Linked DNA regions of Homo sapiens: region 1 is linked to region 2. The links are chromatin loops, found by intact Hi-C in ENCODE. Cell type or tissue: tibial artery. All regions are shown on one strand. Links, peaks and the distances in the headings refer to the core of each region. The heading gives the core; the rest is flanking DNA. Region 1 has its middle 41 kb from the start of ACCSL. Region 2 has its middle 13 kb from the start of C11orf96.

Region 1 (8,888 bases), core at 673-8,672, 51 kb before region 2:
TAACTTATGTGGACGTGTTTACAAAGCATTGGCCAAAATATGTTTCAAACTCCTTCTTCCATGCTTTGTGCTAAGTGCAGGGGACAGAATGATCAGCAAAAACAGACGCAGTCCCTCCACTTAAGGACATTATAATGAAATGGGGAAGGCAACCATTACTTAAACAAGCTCACTAATAAATCCATAGCTAGGACCACGATGAGTGCTGGGGAGAAGTACTGGAGCCAGCCATGGGGGTTTCTGGCCTCACTGGCTGGGGGTTGGGAGGTGGAGGTCAGGGAGGATGTACCTGTTGAGCAGATGTCCAGGTGGGAAATGAAGGTAGCATGGACTGAACAGGTAGCAGGGGAGATGGGAGACATACACAGATCTGAGACACCCTTAGGAACTAAACTCCCAGTGGGGCGAGGAGAGACAGATGTACGCTCTTGGGTTTCTGGCTCATGGTGAAATCTTTTCCAAAGGCTGGAAATATTGGAAGCGCCCCAGGTTACAGGCTCTAAATGCAATGCAATATTTTAACTTATTTGGACTTTTATGTCCCAGCTTTTCCATCATGCAATTTGCCTAACTTGAGTCACCCTCACTGACTAAGTATAGGGGTAACTTACAAGATGTTTACAAATTCTTGCTAAAATAGAGTGCAAATTCCTCAATCCTAGCTCTCACATCAGCAAGACCCGACTCAGTTATACACACTTGTTGCTCCTGCTTCCATTTCTCAATTTTCTTTGCCATTTTCCAGACCAGACAACTTCTCAGGAGGCCCAGGAAAGGGTTTTGAGTTTGGAGAACGAAGTAAATCAGTTGCTTCTAGCTATCAGCACCAGACCATGTACAATTCCATTTCAGAGTTTTGACTACCTGGGATTGGAGACTTCAGGGCACTGCCAGTGGGAAAATGTGAACATAGCAAAACCACTTAGCAGAAAGAGCTCAAGAGAGAGGGGAGATTTTTTTCTTCCATGTTATCCACTTGGGCATGAGAGGGGTCAATTCAAGTTTTGCCAGTCATATAAGTCCCCTCTGAAAAACCTGCATTAACTTGGACCATATGCCCACTTTATTTCAGGGATATTTGTCCCTCTATCTCCAGCACCTAGAGTAATGCCTGTACATAGTAAGTGTTCAGTAAATATTTGTTGCCTATATGAAGGAGACGATTTTTTTTTGAGACAGAGTTTCGCTCTTGTCACCAGGCTGGAGTGCAATGGTGCGATCTCGGCTCACTGCAACCTCCGCCTCCCAGATTCAAGCAATTCTCCTGCCTCAGCCTCCCGAGTAGCTGGGATTACAGGCATGTGCCACCATGCCTGGCTAATTTTGTATTTTTAGTAGAGACGGGGTTTCTCCATGTTGGTCAGGCTGGTCTCAAACTCCTGACCTCAGGTGATCCCCCCACCTTGGCCTCCCAAAATGCTGGGATTACAGGCATGAGCCATTGCACACAGCTGAGAGGTGACGTTTTTATCTCTCATTTAGATGTCAGTCCTCTTAGCCTAGTTCTTCCAACACCAAGCAGTTGTTTTGAGCAGGCATCTCTGGTCTCACATTTACCATCATTAATAAGAGAGAAGACTTTATCCCCAGGAGAAGCAGAGTAAGAAGAGGACTGGGGCTTGGGATGGCAACTTGTCCATTCAGAGTAACAAGGAAGCCTTTTCTATGGGCAGCCAGAGTCCTTTGATTCCAAGATGCACAATTGGTTCTCATTCTATTTGATATTATTTTATTTATTTACTTACTTGAGACAGGGTCCTGCCCTGTCACCCAGGCTAGAGTGCAGTGGTGCGATCACGGCTCACTGCAGCTTCAACCTCCTGGGCTCAAGCGATCCTCCTGACTCAGCCTCCCAAGTAGCTGGGACCACAGGTGCACACCACCATGCCCAGCAAATTTTTTATTTTTAGTAGAGACAGGGTCTCACTATGTCGCCGAGGCTGGTCTCAAACTCCTGGGTTCAAGCCATCCTCCTATCTTGGCCTCTCAAAGTGTTGGGATTATGGGCGTGAGCCACTGCGCCCGGCCCTGAGCACTTTTTATATGCAGCTTTTTCTTCTCCCCAGTTTTGTTTCAGACTCTGTGCTCTCTGGCATTTCTCTTCCAACTCTGCTAATCCTTCTACAAATCCTAGGCTAGGCCCAAGGAACTGACCTGGCAACAGTAGAACCCTCCTGTGTGGGTAGAGAAGGGGAGAAACTGAGTCACAACAAATCCTTTTTAGCAGCTGGGAGAAGCAAAGGCCTGGGAACCCTGATACCGCAATCGCTCCTATCCTGTTCAATAATGGTAGCTTCCATTTATGGAGCACTAGGCATTGTATTAAATTTTGTTTGTTTGTTTTGAGACAGGGTCTCCCGCTGTCACCCAGGCTGGAATGCAGTGCCATGATCACAGCTCACTGCACCCTCGACCTCCCAGACTCAAGTGATTCTCCCACCTCAGCGTCCCGGGTAGCTGGGACCACATTTACATGCCACCATGCCTGGCTAATTTTTTGTATTTTCAGTAGAGACAGGGTCTCGCCATGTTGCCCAGGCTGGTCTCAAACTCCTGGCCTCAGATGATCTGCACACCTTGGCCTCCCAAAGTGCTGGGATCACAGGCTCTGACATTTACCAGTGATATGACCTTGGACCTCAGTTTTCTTATCTGTAAACAGGGTTTAATACAAACACCTACTTCTGAGAGTTGTCAGGAGATGACATTACCTGATGCAGGTGATGTGCTCAGGCAGTGCCTGGCCCTTGGTAGGTGTTCAGCACATGTCACTAGGTGCCTCAGATTGTTTAAAGTGGCAAATCTATGAGACAGGTGTTATCATCGCTGCAGTGAAGAGGAACCTGAGGCCCAAAGAGGCAAAATAACTTGCCCAGGTTGACACAGTTCATATATAGAAAGACTATGCTTCGCGGTCATACAGCCGGTCCCAAGCCATCTTCTTAACCACTATGCTTACTGTCTCTATCAATCCCCTTTTACAGATTAGGAAAATGAGATTTGGATGAGTCCTGTTCACAACGACAGAAGAAGGACAGCCCCTGTGGGGCAGACCAGGTCTCCTGACATTGCTTTTTGCCCTGAGAGCCCTGGGAGGTCCCGGAGAGATAAACTACCCAGTGAGCAGAGACTCCTGCAGTCCAGGCACCAGCCCCGGACCACGCTGCCCACAGCTGATATGTCACCTCTCTTAGCTTTCTGCAATTTGGTCGCATCCCAGGGAAAAACTGTCACATTTTTGCAGTGGTCAGGGCCTCCCCAGCCCCTGCATCACCACCACCACCAAAAGCCATCTCTGAGCATCTGCTTGTGGCCTGGGGCAAGAGGCAGCCTTAGAAGGTGAATCATCCTGGGGAATGAAAATTACTTCTGAGATGCCCTCTGGGCACTGAAGTATTGGCATGTCCAGGTTGATGGGGACAATGACACAGAAGCCTGGATATTGAACTGGAGAATCAGCTGCCACATCCCCACACCAGGCTAGACCAGTGTGCACACTGGAAGAGATGGACCCTGTCTAAAGCAAGAACCCTCTTCCTGCACTCCAGTGCCTGAGCCACCTTGAGGGAGAGCTGCACCCTGTGTGCTGTTTTAGGAGTCGAGACGGGTCTCACTGCACCATCCAAACCACCCCCAACACTGTCTTATAACCAAAGGGATAAAAGTGAGCATGTACAGAGCACCTACTGTGTGCCAGCCCTGAGCTTGGTCATTTCATCCTTCCGTTGTCTCATGTAATCTACACCACAAACCAGCAAGGGCATACATAATCATCCTTATTTTCCAGAGGAGGAGCCTCCCTGAGGCGCTCTGGGGCTCAGAGAAGTTGAGTGCCCAGCCCAAGGTCACACATATAGAGCCTGAGAGGCAGAGGAAAGGTTCAAGTGCTGCCTTTCCTGCTATACTTAGGTGCCTTTGCTTGGACTGACCCAAGGCCTTGTCTCTATGAGACAACAGGGATGTGGTTTGAGGAGCGAGCATCATCCTGGGACAGAGAAGAGGGCTTAGGTGGTTCATCACTGCACAGTGGCCTAGAGGTCTGTTTCTATGGGGGCTCTTGGAGTCCCCCAGCTTTTGCACAGATGCTTCCCAGAAGCAATGGCTTCGGATTCCACATCCAAGTGGGGCCTCTGAACAATCTCGGGCCTTGGGGCTTCTTTCTCGCCCAGGCTCTGGAATGTCTGGCTGGGAAGGGGGCCCGAAGCTGGGGGGCACTTCTGTCTCAAACTGATTTCAAATAAAATTCAGTCCCCAGAGAGTCATCCATCTGAGACAGAAGGAGCCTGTGACATTCCCGGGGCCTCCCTGGGCAGATCTGGCAAAAACCAGAGCAGGCCTGAGGCAGTCTGCCCTGCAGCTCCCTGGCCCTAGGGCCTGCCAGGTGGTACAGACTCTGGCCTTGTATGGGCAAAATTGTCCCGCCAAGCCTAACTTTGGAGTCAGCTTTATCTCTATTTTTGGCCCCCGGGGGTAGTGTTGGTCTCTCCTCTGAGCTCTCATTGGCTCAAACGTCAGCTAGGCCTACGAGGATTCTTGACGCTCGTCTAGGGTCAAGGGCCAGTGGGGAGAGGTTAGCTTGAATGTCCAACCGCGGGGAGGAGAACATCGCTAAAAATAATAACAACAATATCAACAACTAGCTATTACTTCCTGCCAGGCATCATGCTGAAAGCTTTCCACAGATTGTCCCTTTAAGATCTTAAAGAGGTCTGGGTGTGGTAGCTAATGCCTGTATTCCCAGCACTTTGAGAGGCCAAGGCAGGCAGATCACTTGAGGTCAGGAGTTCGAGACCAGCCGGGCCAACATGATGAAACCCCATCTCTACAAAAATACAAAAATTAGCCAGATGTGATGGTGCGTGTCTCTAATCCCAGCTACTCAGGAGGCTGAGGCAGGAGAATCATTTGAACCCAGGAGATGGAGGCTGCAGTAAGCCGAGATTGCACCACTGCACTCCAGCCTGGGTAACAGAGCGAGACTCTGCCTCAAAAAAAAAAAAAAAAAAAAAAAATCTCAAAGAGGTGAGTAGCATCATTATTCCCCCTTAAGCATCTTCCAGAAGTTGGGTACCTTACCCAAAGTCACGCAGTCAGCAAGGAGCTGCAAAGCCATGCACACTGGCTCTCAGCCACTCAAATGAGCTGCATCCAGCTAGCACCCAGAGCTGGAAGGGGCCTCAGTCTACATCCAAGCCAGCTCCTCCATCCCACAAGGAAGCCTGAACCACCTGGGTCCCACTTTGGTGGCAGGTCCAGGCCCAGATCACCCAGACTCCAAGGCCAGAGCTTTGCCCTCCCACCTAGCACCCTGCCCCTAAGGGTCTAGCCAGGCCCTGGCTGCCAGAGGAGGGTCCACACAGTCACCCCTCCTGGGACTGGCCCAGTTCTTTCAGACTGGTCCAGTTCTGGGATCCAGGAGAAGTAGTCTCTACAGAGTAAGGCTGGAACCCTGGAGGTCGCTGGGGTGGCATGGTGGTGGGAGTCTTGAGCCTAGGCCACAGAAAAGATGGGGTGGGGAACACACCCTGCAAACTTGGGCCCTCCCCTGCACTTTGGCCTTTGGGCAGATTCCTTGCATTGCGGATCTTTGGAGTTTACACCTGGGTCCAAATCCAGCTTCTGCCACTTAGCAGCTATTTGACCCTGGAGACAAAATCCTACATGCCTGTAAGCCTTGGTTTCTTCATCTGTAAAGTGGGGATAACAGGTCCGCCATCTCCTCTAGTTGTTGAGAGAGTTAGATGTAGTGTGATAGTGTAATTACCTGCACAGCTTTACCTGGGGGTAGAGGGCGGGGGAGGAGGTTCTGGGAACATGAAACTTTCAGTAGTAAAATCTGGGCACGTCCGGGGAAGCCAGAATGAGTTGGTGTTCCTGTGAGACCTAATATGCAAAGCACGGAGCACAGTGCCTGGCAGAAAACACACCCAATGCCCCAAACCCGCTGTGCATTCAAAATTCACAGCCCACTCCTCAGCTGCACTCCCTCCCTCAGCGCTGCCTCACTGTGAGAGATTTGCCACCCAGAGCCCCTGAGTCGAGGAGCAAAACAAAGCTAGTGCTGCCCTCAGTGCTCCCCTCCCCATAGTGGAACCCCTTTGTCCTCAGAACCCTCCCCTCCCCCACCCAGGCAGGCTGTGTGCCAGCAGCAATTACAGAATCTCATATTCACAGAAGCCTGCACGTGCAGCCCACGATCAGCAGTAATTAGGCAGCTAAAGGAGTTTGAAAGCCCATCAGCCAATCCGGGGAGGGGGTGCTGAATGGGACAATCAGCCTCACCAGGCAGGGGGCTGGGGGCAGGGAAAGAGTGGGACTCTTGTCGAGGGGTGGAGGGACAGCCATTGAAACAGTTCCCCTCACCCCTCTACAGCTGTCGTGTACAATGGCAGGGTGGGGGTGAGCTTGCCGGGACTCGAAAAGCACAGGGCAGACTGGCACGGGGGAGAAGGGGTGGGTGGGCCGGGCTGGGTGTTCTGAAGACAAGGCCAACCTCACCACCACCAGTGGGCCTCCGAAAAACATATCTCCTACAAGTGTCCCAATGGCCTTGGTTAGGAGTGTATCCAGGCAGGTATCCTCTCCCTGCTAGGAAGTTGCATCCCCTCGATGGGAAAGAACTCCTAGAGCAGTGCTTCTCCAACTGTAAAGTGCTAGCAAATCACCAGGTTCTTGCTAAAATGTACATTCTGGTCCCGTGGGACCAGGAAGGGGCCTAGAATTCTGCATTTCCAACCAGCTCCCAGATGCTGTCAATGCTGCTGGTCTTGGACTGCATTTTGAGGAGCAAAGTTCAGTGCATCTCTGAGGATAGGGCGGGCAGATGGAAGGGAAAGACCCTGGAGTCATTTACCCACTACTTGACCTTGGGCAAGCCCCCTCGATTCCTAGGGCCTCATTTTCCCGATAGCCATCCTGCCTGCGGCTGGGGCTGGGCTGAGAATGAAAGGAGAAAACAGCTAGGTACATGCCCTTGAGAGTCGCAGACAGGCTTTTATGGGGAGGGGACCAGAGCTCAGCTCAGCTCAGCTCAGCTTGGCCTTGGAAGCCCTGGGTGCGGGTAGGGAGCAACTGGAGCTCAAATTTTGGAACAGGCTGGTGAGACTCCTTTTCTCACCTCTTGCTCTTGGGGGTCCCTGGGTAGTTTCTTGGTCCCCCAGGGCGGTATGCGGGGGTGAGCAAACACCAAGAACTTGGCCCAGAAAACCCGCTCTGTGTCCTTCCCCAGACTCAAGCTCGTGACTGCCCTTCTGATCTGGGCTCTCTCTACTCCAAGCCTCTGTGCACGTGGTTCTAGATGCCCGGGACACATCCCCCCCCTTCACCTCACTCACTCCTGGGAGCCCCCTGGCCTCAGTTTCCCCCTTCCACATGCAGACTCAGCCCCTCCCCTGACTTCAGGACCAACGGAACAAGAGGCTGCAGGTTGCTAGGCAGTCAGGGTCCCAGATACCTCATTCTGGGCATCTGGGTACCCCTTACCCCAGGATAGGGGTCTGGCTCTGCTCTGCCTGCTCTAGCCACAACCCCAGGAATGCTCACCTCCAAGGCCTGGGGGAACAGCTCCCTGCTACTGGCTGCTGCCAGAGGGTGAGGGCCTGGTGAGGTTCCTCCAAGTGAGGTACCCCCTATCCCTGGGTAACAGGGGCCCCTGGCAGAGCCCAGACCCACAGCCCCCGGGCAGCAGTCAGGTCAGGCTCCTGCACTGCCTCTCCAGGCTGGAAACTGCAGAGTGTGCGAAAAGTCAGAGGGGAATGGGCAGTTACTGTCCAGTGGGGATAGAATTTCGGTTGTATAGGATGAAAAGAGTTTTGGAGATGAATAATGGCAACAGTTGCCCAATGTAATTAATGCATTTTTTTTTTTTTTGAGACAAAGTCTCACTCTGTTGCCCAGACTGGAGTGTAGTGGCGCGATCTCAGCTCACTGCAACCTCCACCTCCTGGGTTCAAGCGATTCACCTGCCTCAGCCTCCCGATTACAGGCATGCACCACCACACCCAGCTAATTTTTGTACTTTTTGTAGAGCTGGAGCTTCACCATGTTGGCCAGGCTGGTCTTGAACTCCTGGCCTCAAGCGACCCACCCACCTCAGCCTCCCAAAGTGCTGGGATTACAGGTGTGAGCCACCATGCCAGGCCTATGAATGCATTTAATGCCACTAAACTGTACATTTAAAAATAGTTAAGATAGTAAACTTTATGTTATGTGCATTTGGCCACAATAAAAAACAATTCAGAGAGAAGAATCTGGCAGTGGCTGCAAACACCATGTCCTCTCTGAGGTGACTTCCGTGACCTGCTTTGGCTTATACTTGGAACATTGTGTTATCATTTTTAACATAATTTTTCTCCTCATTCTTTTTAAAAACCAGCTTCTCCTAATGCAATTACTTTTCTGCAAAATATAATAACATTTTACATTTGTAAATGTTCATTATGAAATATTTCAGATGAACCAAATGGTCTTTACTCATGTCCCCTCACCACGCTTAAGCAATGAAACATCACGAATGCAGCTGCAGCCTCCTTGTGACCCTGCATGATGGTGTCTTCTCCCTCCCTACTCCCAGAAAGTCACCCTCACCATGCCGCATCCAGACCCCTCCAGCCCTGGACAAGGCCATGCAGCCATTCCCGTCAACAGAGCAGCTCCCCTACCCGGTGCCTTGCCAGGGGCTTTTGCTTATTGTCTCATTTAACCTCCACAACAAAAAATCACTCCTAGCTAGGGTAACTATCCCCATTTTACCGGTAAGGATTCTGAGGCTCAGAGAGGTTAAATAGCTCCCCTCAGATCACACAGCATTCAGACCCACAGAAGGCAGATTCACAAACTGCCCTTTTCCAGATGCCAACTAGGGCCTCAAAGTGCCCCTCCCACCCTAG
Region 2 (8,888 bases), core at 377-8,376:
CTCTACAAACCCTGCCTGCCTGAATCTCCCTGAGGGCCAGGATTCTAGGATAGGTTTACCAGGACTTAAAGCTGGGAGGGCCCTCAGGGAAGGAGAGGGGAAATTGTTTGTTGAAAGCAAGACAGCAAGGGCAGAGTAGAGCCAGGGCTAGGGTCTGCCACCGCCCAGTCCCAGCCCAGGACTCTTCCTGTGTCTCTTGCATCACTCCCCATCCCCCACTGCTGACAGGGAACATCCTCCTGGTTGGACGTAGACTGAGGGAAATGGCTTTGCATCAGTTAGGCTAATTCCAACTGCTATAATCAAGAGACCCAGCAGGAATGCACTGGTTTGGAAGGAAGGCAGAAGTTAATTTCTCTCGCAGCTAGCAGTCCATCTTGAGGCCACATTCCACATCCACAGGCAGCTCAATGTCATGAGGATCTCTAGGCATTTCCTCCTGCTTGGTCAACGTCAGGCCATGGATATGGCCCTGTTCTGTCTTTTGGCAAGAACAAGCACATGGGAGCAACATGCTCACAGTCTGCAGGCCTAGGCCAGTGTGGTGTGCATCGCCGGCTCGCCCATTCCACTGGGGAGAACCTAGGCGCGTGCTGTGGTTTGATTGTGTCTTCTCCAAAATTCACATTGACATGTAATGCCCACTGTGGTGGTATGAAAAGGGGAGGCCTTTGGGAATTGAATTGATTAAATCATGAGGGCTCCACCTTCATGGATGGATTAGTGCCTTATAAAAGGGCTGGAGGGAACTAGCTTGGGCCCTTTTCTGCCCTTCTACCTTCTGCCATGTGTTCATCCCCTCCAAAGGATGGAGCAACAGGACGCCATCTTGGAAGCAGAAAACAGACCTCACCAGATACTTGAGAAACCCAAATAAAATTCTAAGCCCCCAGTTGACCCCCTGTTGGCCAAGGGCACCTCAGAGAAAGCCTGGAAGCTGAGTTCATGGCCATGACAGGATAGGAGGTTGAAAACTGCCTTAGACTTTCTTCCCTAAGGGCTGAACAGAAACCTGCTTTTTCAAAAGACTCCACACTGATGATGCCAATCACCAGCTTATCCTCCCAGGTGCAGAACAAAGATGAGATTGTAAACCAAAAATAAAATTGTAAGCCCTCCGATAGACTGAATGTGTAACTGCCCAAGGGGTTCACATTGCCTGCTGCCTAGACAGAGTCAATTTATCAAGACAGGGGAATTGCAATAGAGAAAGAGTAATTCATGCAGAGGCAGCTGTGCAGGAGACCAGAGTTTTATCACCTCTCAAATCAGTCTCCCTGAAAACTTGGGGATCAGAGTCTTTCAGGATAATTTGGTGGGTAGGGGGCCAGTGAATCAGGAGTGCTGATTGGTTGGCTTGAGGATGAACTCATAGGGAGTCGAAGCTGTTCTCTTCTGCTGAGTCAGTTCCTGGGTGGGGGCCATAGAACCAGTTGGCAGGTCCAGGTGGGGCCATCTGGTTGTGAGAAATGAAAAACCTGAAAAGACATCCCAAAAGGCCCATCTTAGGTTCACAATAGTGATGTTACCTTCAAGAGTAATTAGGGAAGTTGCAAATCTTATGACCTCCTGAATAATCGCTGGTAAAATTTAGAATTCCAGCCCCTCTCATCTTGACCTGGTGGCTGGTGGCCTTTCATTTGTTTTACAAGAACAATTTAGCCTTTTGGGAAGGGCTATTATATAAACTATACACTAAATTCCTTTCCAAAGCTAATTTGGCCTATGCCCAGGAATGAACAAGGACAGTTCAGAGGTTAGAAGCAAGATGGGTCAGTTAGGTCTGATATCTTTTACTGCCATAATTTTCTCAGTTATGATTTTTGCAAAGGCAGTTTCCACTGGACCCCCCGCTTGACCAAGGGGATTCCAAAGAAACCTGAAAAACTAGTTCCGGCCATGACGGGAAGTTGTTGGGGGGGCGGTCACACATGCCTTGTTACACCCCCTCCCTTTGGAGCTTAGGCACAACTGACCAGCATTAACATGAAAACAGATCATAAGACTGACAAAACACTCTTTGTAGCAGTAAGATACCAAATTCCAACCTGACTCTGGTATAGAATCACATGACAGAGAGCAGGGCCTGAAGGAAATCAAAGTATTTTATTCCAAAATATAGTTCTTTGTCATATTTTGAAATGGCCCTGCAAACTGTCTGATGTTGTGGAAATTTGCATCTATAGAGAATCTCCTTCCCTTCCTAGGTCTTTTCCAGAGAGTCTGACGCCTTTTAAGGTCTGATAAGAGGCATTTACCATCTATTCCCTCTGAAGCCTGCTACCTAGAGGATTCATCTACATCATAAGCACCTTGGCTTCCACAACCCCTATCTTAAGCATTTCTTTATATTGACTTCAGACTCTTCAGGCAAAGCTTAACTCTTTTAACCAATTACCAATCAGGAAATCTTTGAATCCACCTGTGACCTGGAACCCCCCTCCTCCCACCCCACCCCACTTTGAGATATCCTAACTTTCTGGACTGAACTAATGGATACTTTCCATGCATTGATTTATGTTTTTGCTTGTAACTTCTGTCTCCCTAAAATGTATAAAGCCAAGCTGTAACCCAACCACCTTGGAGACATGTTCTCAGGCTCTCCTGAGGCTGTATCAATGGCCATGGTCCTTAACCTTGGCAAAAGTAAACCTCTAAATTCATCAAGACCTATCTCAGATACTTTTTGGTTTACAAGATGGATTGTTCCTTCGCCCTCCCTGAGATGTTCTGCTGCCTCTATCCCGTTTTTCTTCAAACCTTCACCTTATCTTATGTAAAATATAGATTCACTGGGCACTAAGTCTCACATGTAGGAAACCATTCACCTCACTGCTGTGCCCCACCCCTCTTTTAAGAAAAATGTATAAATACTAAACCACCTGGGAGGCTCTTTGGGAAAAAAACAGCCACAGATGCATCTGTGACTCGCATTTTTCCCAGGCATGCCCTCAAGCTGGCTCAATAAACCTCAATTGATTGAAACAGTCAATTGTCTCAGTCACTCATTTTGGTTGTGAAACCACCTTTACAAAAATTGTAGGCTGGGTGCAGTGGCTCACACCTGTAATCCCAACACTTTGGGAGGCCAAGGTGGGCAGATCACAAGGTCAGGAGATTGAGACCAGCCTGGCTAACACAGTGAAGCCCTGTCTCTACTGAAAATACAAAAAATTAGCCGGGTGTGGTGGCACGTGCCTATAGTCCCAGCTACTAGGGAGGCTGAGGCAGGAGAATCACTTGAACCCAGGAGGCTGAGGTTGCAGTGAGCTGAGATCATGCCATTGCACCCCAGCCTGGGCAACAGAGCGAGACTCCATCTCAAAAAAAAAAATTGTAGCAGTGAGAAAATTATGACAGAAAGAGACCTGATCTAATCAACCCCCTCTTGCCTTTGTTAATCAAGTTTAGCCTAAAGCAGCCTCCTTACATATTTAAGTTCAGCCTAAAGGTTTTTCTGTACATTGTGAACTATAGCAAGTGGAGGTGTAAACCAACCGTAGCCCACACCTGTGCAAATCACTGAGTTTTGGCCAAACGTAGCCAACTGTTTGTAGCCAACTGTTCGAACTGTGTTCAAATAAGGCAAACGCTGAGCTGTAAAGACTCCAGTTGTTTCTGTACCTCACTTCCGATTTCTGTACCTCATTTCCTTTTTTTTTTTTTTTTCTATAAATCTTCTTTCATCATGTGGCTGCACAGGAGTCTCTGAATCTTCTGTGATTCTGGAGGCTGCCCAATCAATTCATGAATCATTCATTGCTCAATTAAACTCCTTTAAATTTAATTCAGCTGAAGTTTTTCTTTTACCACCTTTAACCTCCAGACTGCCCTTAGTCATTCCTGAGCCGAGGCCAAGCTAATTTTGGGAGTTAGCTTGGCCTCAGCTCAGCAATGACTAAGGCTAATGAAAGCCCACCAGGCTAGGAGGAAGAGGAGCTTGAATTGTGCTAAGGTGTAGACATAAAAAATTGTCAGCCATTATTCCAGAGGTAACAAGATTTGCAACTCCCCCAATTACTCCTGCAGATAATGTCACTATTGTAAAACCAAAGATTGGCCTTTTGAGATGTCTTTTCAAGTTTTTGCATTTCTGATGACCAGTAGCTCCACCCGACTCACCTTCACCCAGACCCACTGAACCCCACCCACCAGTCCTGTGGCCCCAACCAGAAGTAGACTCCGTGGCCCACCCAACTATCCTTAGAAAACCCTAGCTTCCAGATTTTCAGGGAGATTGGTTTGAGTAATAACTCCATCTTCCACGTGGTGTGGCCAGCCTCATATCAATTAAACTCTTTATCAGGCTGTGATCTCTGAATTGGTCTCGTCTGTGCAGTGGTCAGGAAGATCCCACTGGGTGGTAACAGTTGTCACACCAATCCTGCAGCCACTTTGACTTTAGACTTCCCAGACTCCAGAATGGTAAGAAATAAATTTCTGCTCTTTATAAATTACTAGTCTAGGGTATTTAGTTATAGGAGCACAAATGGAATAAGACAGTCCATGACCACGCTGGTTGCAAAGGAAGGAGGCTGAGGGGTTTAGTCTAGCTTTGTGCCAAGGGAGGTGCAGAAAATTGACTTTTGTGGACCATTAGCAGTCTTCACTGTAGTCACCTGACTCGCTACCAGCTATTTATGTTGATACAGGAGACAGAAAGAAATTATTTAGGCAGATAGTAAGAGCAACAGAGTTCTCAGCAGAATTTCCCTTTTAACAAAAGCAGCCCCCAAAATCATTTCTTTCCTAACAAAGAGCAATCTGAAAAATCAAGCTGCAGATAAGCAAGCTGGAAGCTTGCACAGGTGAATGCCGGCAGCTGGAGGCTCCCTCTTTCCTTTTCTTTGTCACCACATGTACAGTAAAGATACAGGGCCGGGCACGGTGGCTCACGCCTGTAATTCCAGCACTTTGGGAGGCTGAGGCAGGTGGATCACTTGAGATGGAGAGTTCGAGACCAGCCTGACCAACGTGGAGAAACCCCGTCTCTACTAAAAAATACAAAATTAGCCGGGTGTGGTGGCGCATGCCTGTAATCCTAGCTACTCAGGAGGCTGAGGCAGGAGAATCACTTGAACCTGAAAGGCGGAGGTTGCAGTGAGCCGAGATAGCACCATTGCACTCCAGCCTGGGCAACAAGAGCAAAATTCCACCTCAAAAAAAAAAAAAGAAAGAAAGAAAAGAAACAGCCAACATGGCACCAGCCAGGTAGAGAACCCATCTGCATAATAAAAGATTAGGGTAAGGGAGGCCAGATTTTCTCGCTCTATGCAAATGGCACACCTGGTCTGACCAATCTTTTGTGCCTTATATAAATCAGACACCGCCTCCTCAAGCTCATCTATAACCCCGCCCCCATTTTGCTGCAGACCAGAAAACCCGCTTGGGACCCCTCTCTCTGCAGGAGAAAGCTCTTCTCTTTCTTTTGCCTATTAAACCTCCGCTCTCAACCTCACTCCTTGTGTGTCTGTGTCCTTGATTTCCTCGGCGTGAGACAACAAACCTCAGGTATCACTCCAAACAATGAGGCCGCTTCGGTATGATACTTCATCCCATAACAAAACACATTTGCTCATCTCCAAGGAAGTCAACCCCCAATCCCATCTACTTACAATTCCAGGTCAAAGCACAGGATATCAGAGAGTGAAAGTCCTCTCCAGAGCCACATGTGGCTCCTCATGGTCCCGTGACATAGAAACTGCACGACAAGTCACCTGTTCCCACCACCCCTTCCCGTCACCTTGCACATCCCAATACAGCTGTGGACAGGTTACCGAAAAGGGGTCCCAATCCAGACCCCAAGAGAGGGTGCTTGGATCTCTCACAAGAAAGAATTTGGGGCGAGTCCATAGTGTAAAGTGAAAGCAAGTTTATTAAGAAAGTAAAGGAATAGGGAACGGCTACACCATAGGCAGAGCGACCTATGGTTTGTATGGTTATTTTTCGATTATATGCTAAACAAGGGGTGAATTAGTCATCAATTTTCTGGGAAAGGAGTGGGCAATTCTCAGAGTTCAGGGCTTCTCCCCTTTTACATCATATAGGTGAACTTCCTGACATGGCCATGGCATTTGTAAACTGTTGTGGCGCTGAGGGGAGTGACTTTTAGCATGCTAATGCATTAAAATTAGCATATAATGAACAGTGAGGACACCCAGAGGTCACTTTCATCACCATCTTGGTTTTGGTAGGTTTTGGCCGGCTTTTTACCTCATCCTTTTTTTTTTTTTTTTTTTTGAGTCAGAGTCTCGCTCTGTCACTCAGGCTGGAGTGCAATGGTGTGATCTTGGCTCACTGCAACCTCCGCCTCCTGGGTTCAAGCAATCCTCCTGGCTCAGCCTCCCAAGTAGCTGGGATTACAGGCACCCACCACACGCCTGGCCAATTTTTGTATTTTTAGTAGAGATGGGGTTTCACCATGCTGGTCTCTTTGGCCAGGCTGGTCTCAAACTCCTGACCTCATGATCCATCCACCTTGGCATCCCAAAGTGCTGGGATTACAGGTGTGAGCCACCACACCTGGCATATCTCATCCTTTTATCAGCAAGGTCTGTGTGACCTGCACTTGTGCCAGCCTCCTCTCATCCTGTAACAAAGAATGCCTGATCTCCTGGGAATGCAGCCCAGTAGGTCTCAGCCTTATTTTACCCAGCCTCTGTTCAAGATGGAGTCGCTCTGGTTCAAATGCCTCTGACAGACAGGGATAGGAAAACCACAATAAAAATGTCCATCTGGAAAAGTAAACAATGGAAACACTCAGCAGTCACTGTGCATAGCAACAGGCAGATCCTCCTGGCAGCAACGATGAGGACCTCGCTCTGGCAGAGGAGGTTCCTCAGTTGGCAAATATGGCCAACCCGGTTCTGGGAGATCCTCCTTTTCCCATCATCCTGTGTGGCCACATCTGCAGCAAAGTGACTATTAAATGCTCTGGCCTCTTATCTTAAGTGAGCTTGTAGCAGGACAGGCCGCAAACAAAACCCCTCAGACACCGAGTTAAAGAAGGAAGGGCTTTATTTGGCCGGGAGCTTCAGCAAGACTCATGCCTCCAAAAAGTGAGCTGAGTGAATAATTCCTGTCCCTTTTAAGGGCTTACAACTCTAAGAGGGTCCGCGTGAGAGGGTCATGATCAATTGAGCAAGCAGGCGGTATGTGACTGGGGGCTGCATGCACCAGTAATCAGAATGGAACAGAACAGGACAGGGAGTTTCACAATGCTTTTCCATACAATGTCTGGAATCTATAGATAACATAACTGGTTAGGTCAGGGGACGATATTTAACCAGACCCAGGGTGCAGCACCGGGCTGCCTGCCTGTGGATTTCATTTCTGCCTTTTAGTTTTTACTTCTTTCTTTGGAGGCAGAAATTGGGAATAAGACAATATGAGGGGTGGTCTCCTCCCTTAAGTTGACACGGGAACAGAAAACCAAATACTGCACGTTCTCACTTATAAGCGAGCACTAAACATTGAGTACACATGAACACAAAGAAAGGAACGACAGACACAGGAACCTACTTGAAGGTGGAGGGTGGGAGGAGAGTAAGGATGAAAAAAACTATCCATCAGTACTATGCTGATTATCTGAGTGACTAAATAATCTGTACACCAAACCCCTGAGACACGCAATTTACCCACGTAAGAAACCTGCACATATATCCCCAACCTAAAATAAAAGTTGGAAAGAAAAAAAAAAAAAGATACCTATATAAGATAAATATGTACAATCTACAATGTACTTTTTTTTTTCTTTTTCTGAAGCTGACTGTTACCCTGTTGCCCAGGCTGGAGTGCAGAGGCACGATCTCAGCTCACTATAACCTCTACCTCCAGGATTCAAGTGATTCTCCTGCCTCAGTCTCCCGAGTAGCTGGGATTACAGGCATGCGCCAACATGCCTGGCTAATGTTTGTATTTTTAGTAGAGACAGGGCTTCACCATGTTGGCCAGGCTGGTCTCGAACTCCTGACCTCAAGTGATCCACCTGACTCGGCCTCCCAGGGTGGGATTACAAGCGGGAGCTACTGCATCCAGCCCTACAATGTAATTTAATAACAACCCCTGTTACAGCTTCTACATTACATACTACATATTACGCATTTTTTAAAAAAGATCTGGCCTCTTTGGGGGTTGCTTTGGGGGGTCAAACCATCATAATCATTCATTGCTATTCCTGGTTTTCTTGGCAATCAAATTCCCTCAAATACTTAAAAGGCTTCTGGTCTTTGTGCTTCCGGACAGTTCCAGGTGCCAATAACCACATCCAAAGATGTCTTCTCCCCAGAGGTCTGGAGCCTGCTTTATTACTTTGTTTCCTGCTCTGGCCCAGCTGGCCCATTTTAATTCCCAGCTACCTTGGGGCTATTCTAAAACAATAGATTGGAGTGGGAAGATAACACCATTCATCTAGCCTGGCTCCAGGGCTGGAGCTTTCACTGGGCTCCTTGGGTGGCCTTGGAGAAAGGCTAAGCAACAACAGAACTCCCACTCTTTGGATTATAAAGGCAGGTGGCTTTTGCTTCTGTAAGGCCCCAGGTTTCTAGGTTCTCTCTATGACTTTCTATCTCTCCTGACTTTCTTGGAATAATTTGCTAAAAGCCACAAAGAGCAGCCAATGCATATTAATATTCTAGCTCTTTCCAACCACTTCTTAGTGCTATGGGCTTGGTTGACTCAGGATTGCTTTTCCACAATGTCATAAAAATGGTTTTTACCAGATGCTTTTCCCAGGGATAACAAGGGTCTTCAACTTTCCAAACTACAATATGTGTACCCTTCCTGCATGCAGGAAAATCTCTAAGTCAATGCCTTATGTTTTAGAGTTTTTGTCAAGACAGCACCACACTACCAGGATTGTACTAATTTCTGCTTATTTGTGGTAGGGA

What was found. Peaks named below come from ENCODE experiments on the same cell type or tissue, not always from the same donor. Only the 100,000 strongest peaks of a DNase experiment are listed, where the experiment ranks them.
Region 1: it touches region 2 in a loop (12-fold over the local background); 9 of 110 quality-filtered maps call a loop at or near these places.

What each region holds. Positions count from the first base shown.
Region 1 is chr11:44,002,624-44,011,511 of GRCh38, reverse strand. It overlaps a transcript of ACCSL not described here. Among named protein-coding and RNA genes, the nearest start is that of ACCSL, 41 kb to the left of the region's middle. RefSeq lists enhancers at 3,748-4,247, 5,776-6,637. In tibial artery, for the core only: no CTCF peak of the experiment used is centred there; DNase peaks (open chromatin) are centred at 4,541, 5,251, 6,221, 6,901 and 4 weaker places; H3K27ac peaks cover 8,000 bases.
Region 2 is chr11:43,950,873-43,959,760 of GRCh38, reverse strand. It overlaps a transcript of ACCSL not described here. Among named protein-coding and RNA genes, the nearest start is that of C11orf96, 13 kb to the right of the region's middle. RefSeq lists a silencer at 3,959-4,185. In tibial artery, for the core only: no CTCF peak of the experiment used is centred there; no DNase peak of the experiment used is centred there; H3K27ac peaks cover 2,409 bases.